Regions from separate parts of the Homo sapiens genome. Here region 2 is linked to region 1. Evidence: chromatin loops called from intact Hi-C (ENCODE). Cell type or tissue: CD4-positive, alpha-beta T cell. All regions are shown on one strand.

Region 1 (2,500 bases):
CATGTGTTAGTAGTTTCCAAAAGCCTCCCATGTAAATGTCATGCTCTCCCCTCTTCCTCACTCTCCCGTTTTCTTGAGAAACAGCCATGTTTTCGTTCATTGCTAAGTGACAGATGCCTGTCCAGATTTAGTTGCCTTCCCGCTTCCATAGAGATGCAAATGTGATCACTGATTAAGGCAACCTGGATCTCGAACCTCTCTACAACGCGAAGGACTGAGCTAAAAATAAAGGTATGGGTTCAATTCCACTTTCAGATCTGCGTTCAAGGCTAGTTGATGTGTACAGCTCCAAGCCAGGTTCCCAGTTGTAAGTTATTATATACCATGTACCACGGTTTTAGGGCAATTCAGATGAAATCATCTCTTATCCCCCTACCTCCTTCTCTGTCACCAATACCCTGCCAGAAAAACTACACTATCCAGTAAGCTTTGTTATTGCAATACTTTCAAAGCAACTACAAAATCACTGTCCTTATGAAGACCACAGTACACTTCTCAATGGTGAAGTGGCATCTTCTATAGACCCCTTTCCACCCACCTACCCACCTTCCTGTCCTGCTCGTTTCTGAGAGTGGTCATCTCTCAACAGAATTAAAAAGATGGGGTGAAAAGAGAAGGATTACAGATGCTTCCGGCAGTAAATGGCGTGCTCCAAGTTGGATGTATTGACCTGGTCTCTAAGCTGGTGACAGAGAGTGGGGAAGGGGCAATGGGTCTTCCTGTCATCTTTCCAGTCATTGAGGCCTCTCTGTTTAATAAGGGAAAGCCAAAAGAAGCCACCAATAGGTTTTTTTCTCTTTTTAATCCAGCTTTATTGAGGTATTGTTAACTAATACAAATTGTATATATTTAAGTTGTACAAACTGATGTTGATATCACCTTAAATATACACACATACATTGTGAAATGATTACCACAATCAAACTAATTAACTATCTAGCACCTCACACAGTTCCCTTTTTTTCCTGTAGTGAGAATACTTAAATCTATTCTCTTAGCAAATTTCAAGTATACATTATTGTTAACTATAATCACCACGCCGTACCACTGAAAACCAAGAAAACATTGGTTTTCTTCAACCAGTTCCACCTGCCTTAGGGAAATTTCACGTGAATTTTGCCAACAGACGTTCTGTCAGACTTAGTTTTCAGTATTATTAATGTTTGCCTCTTTCTGTGAATTTATTGTTATTTCACTGATTAGTTAGGAGAGCCTACATGAGGGGAAGGGAACCTAGTGCCATCATAAGCTAGAATTCCTTCCTTTAAGTCACTTATTTTTCAGGAGTGCCATAGTATAACTTTAAGAATTCTTGTGGTTCCTAAGAGGTATTATATATTTACCAAAAAAAAAAAAAACTGTATGTACAAATCTATTGCTTTATATATTGAAGCATTTTTCCATTTTTAGATGGGTGCGTGTTCTTAAATGCTGTTTCAGGGATGTATAAATCTTGTTCATTGAAATATTATTCGTGCACTCTGTTTTTCAACATCCTTACTGGGAAATCTCACAAACGTGCACAATCTGGCATGAAATATTTGTTTGGGAGAAGACTGTCACAGACATAGAAATAACTAATGCCTTAGCTAGGCAACGCCCTAGAGGGAAGCAAGAAAAGACTGTAAAATGTAGTTTACGACCAACTCTAAATGGACAGCTAATATTTCTTACTTGAGAATCCTTTGTACCCATATTAATAAAATGCCTCGAGATGACTGCTGTTTGAAATTTGGGGTCTGTCATGTTAAAACTTAGAATGAACAGGCAGACTATACATAATCAAAGTCAAAGCAATTAGCGAAGTCTCATTTAGACTCATTACTTCAGCCTTCACTCCTAAGCCAAATAATCTTTAATCACACTCTTCAGCACAGAACTTCTCTTTTTTGGTGCAGACTCACTTTCTACTAGACCTCATCACCTGAATGTTTTGCAGGTATCTCAAAAATTGCAGGTATCTCAAACTCAAGGTGGCCAAACAAAAATCTTCATCTTACATAAGCCTGACCTGCCTAGAAAAAAAAAAAAAAAAAAAAAGTTGGTTCTTTTGTTGAATGGCACCTGTATTCATCCAGGCACCCAAGCCAAAAACAGGAAGACATCTGCTATAAATCACGTTTATATGCCCCCAAAATTCACATATTGAAACTGTAATCCTCAATGTGATGGTATTTGGAGATGGGGGACTTGGGGAGGTAATTAGGCCATGAGGGGGAGCCTTCATGATGGGATTCGTGACCTTATAAGAAGAGATGAGAGAAAGCTTGCTTCCTTTCCTCCCCATGACCCCTTCCCCCTACCCACGTGAAGATACAGCAAGAAGATGTCCACCTGCAAACCAGGAAGAAGGCCCTCACCAGGAACTGACTCAGCCAACACCTTGATCTTGGACTTCCTAGCCTGCGGAACTGTGAGAAACAAATTTCTTTTGTTTAAACTATCCAGTCTATATTTGTTATAGTATCCTGAGCTAAGACAACATCCTAAACTCCTTCCT
Region 2 (2,500 bases), 630 kb before region 1:
AACAAGGTATATCCCCTTTTATAAAAATAATTTAAAAGCGAGCTTAAAACAAAAACAAAACAAGCAATTACAGTTTTATTTATGAACTAAATACTTGATTCTAAACTTACTACCTTGGAATAAAATTTTAAATATATAACCTTTCATTTTTATTACAAATAAAAATAATGTAAATCATCCAGTTTGGGGTTTTTTAATACAATTTCCAACTAAAAGAAACTAGAGCTGACCAACCAAATGTCTGACTTCAGATCTGGGTCAGGTTATACACAAGATGAGCATAGGATAACTTGTCCCACAAAGCCGGGAATCCATTAACAACAAAATGTGTCAAAGGGACACAGAAACCAATATCAAATAGCTCCTTTGGCCAAAGATGGACAATTTAAGCATCAAAAAAAGTAATGGATGCAGTTGTTAGAAACATACTGAATATATAAAAATTCATGAGTTCTTAATGATGTTCCAAAAAGGGGAGGTCAATAAAAGGAAAAAAAAAATCCACTGGACACTATTGCAAGTAGCTAGCATTAAGCCCTTATTCTAAAATTGTCCATTAAAAGAAAATAATTCAAATTTTCTGATGTATCTTTCCTGATTAAACTATATATCAGAAAACCAAATTGGTGTTGAGGGAAAGTTGTTTTTTATAATAAATATGAAACAACAGAATTGGAAACCCACCATTTAGCAATCTTGCATTTAATAAATGATTCAGGCAACCATCATCAATGGATCAAACCAACAGATGAAATGTTCATGAGGAACTTCACAATGGAGATCAGACCGTCACTACCTCAGCCTAATAATCTGTCATTACAAGTGGGACTCCAGACATTGTGTGCTTCCTGATCTAATGCCATCTGAAGCACTCAGCACAACTATGAAATGTTATCACCCAAAAAACATGAATGGGATCTAATCAAGCCTTAAAACTGACTTCTCACTTACAGGCTTACAAAAAACATGAGGGTTACAGGAATAAGTTAAATGACACCACAAAGAGGCTGGGCGCAGTGGCTCGCACCTATAATCCCAGCACTTTGGGAGGTCGAGGAAGGTGGATCACTTGGGGCCAGGAGTTCAAGACCACCCTGGGTAACATGGTGAAACCCTGTCTCTACTAAAAATAAACAATGAGCCAGGCATGGTGGTGCGTGCCTATAATCCCAGCTACTCAGGAGGCTGAGGCAGGAGAATCGCTTGAACCCGGGAAGCGGAGGTTACAGTGAGCCAAGATGGCACCACTGCACTCCAGCCTGGATGACAGGGTGAGACCCTGTCTCAAAAAAAAAGAAAAAAAGATGCCACAAAGAAGGAAACAGGTAAATCTAGAATGGAGTAGAATGGAGGACACTCTCTAGGACAATTGATGTAGTCTCTACAACAAGTTAATAACTGGACACACAGGAGAGGGAATGGGTCAGGAGAAGCCTAGGTTAAAAAAAATACAGCCATGAAATGTAAGATGTGAACCTTTATTTGGATCCTGATTGAAACATCACAACTATAAAGACTTGTAAGACAATCACGGACATTTAACTATGGACTGGTGTTAGATGATACCAAAGAAATATTATTTTATTAGGTGTAATAATGGCATTGTGATTATGTAAGAAAATGTCCATAATTTTTGGAGAGGCATTCTGAAGTATGTTGAAGTTAAATGACATACTCTCTGGAATTTACTTTATACTTCAACATAAAAAAAAAGAAGGAAGAAAAAGAGATAGCATAAATAAGAAAATAAAATGGATAATTATTGAATCTAGATGATGAGGGGAGTTCTTTGTACTTTTCCATGGTTTTCGTATATGTATGAAATTTTGTATAATGAATATTTAAAAATATAAGTGACGGCCGTAGCTCAGATTTTCTAGAAAACAGTGCCTGAGACAAGCTCACATGTTAAAATTTTCTTGGGGGTTGCAGTACTAGAAAAGCAATAATGAAGGAAAAGGGAGAACAGAGGCAGGGACAGAGGGAGGAAGATCCATGGTGGTATGTTTCCAAGCTGATTATAGCATCCCAGTACATGCAGTTGGTTGCTTAGTCACACAGGACATCTCAAGAAGGCTGTGTGAAACCACTGGGTAACAATCCTCCCTCAGGAGGGGAAAGGTTAAGGCACTTTTTTTAACTGGATCCTTCCTGCCTTCTGTCTCTCATTCATCAATGTTTGTTCCATAAAGCAGGGCAAGCATGTGGGGGAAAAAAGGTTGGGGGCAGGGAAGTGAAAATGGGTTTTATGAAGTGACTGAGATTTGTTTAATCTCACAATGTAGAATTTAAACAAATCAGTGACTTTTGGGTTTAGTGAAGACTTACCTATAATTTTAGCCTTTTTGAACTAGAATAATCATTCTGCTTGACTTTCTTATTACATCAGTAAATAATTTATTCAGGTCAAAGCCATTATTTTTGATTAACAGAAATCACAGTCACATAAATGGCTACAGAAACTAAATATAGGAGAAGGGTTCTACCACAGTGACCTGAA

The links. A loop is a pair of places that touch in the nucleus more often than their neighbours do. Peaks named below come from ENCODE experiments on the same cell type or tissue, not always from the same donor. Only the 100,000 strongest peaks of a DNase experiment are listed, where the experiment ranks them.
Region 2: it touches region 1 in a loop (7-fold over the local background); 9 of 110 quality-filtered maps call a loop at or near these places.

What each region holds. Positions count from the first base shown.
Region 1 is chr7:112,195,952-112,198,451 of GRCh38, forward strand. The region is part of intron 1 of DOCK4 (dedicator of cytokinesis 4); the gene reads right to left. Among named protein-coding and RNA genes, the nearest start is that of DOCK4, 9.2 kb to the right of the region's middle. In CD4-positive, alpha-beta T cell, no CTCF peak of the experiment used is centred here; no DNase peak of the experiment used is centred here; H3K27me3 peaks cover 384 bases.
Region 2 is chr7:111,566,551-111,569,050 of GRCh38, forward strand. No RefSeq gene overlaps it. Among named protein-coding and RNA genes, the nearest start is that of IMMP2L, 5.3 kb to the left of the region's middle. In CD4-positive, alpha-beta T cell, no CTCF peak of the experiment used is centred here; no DNase peak of the experiment used is centred here; H3K27me3 peaks cover 436 bases.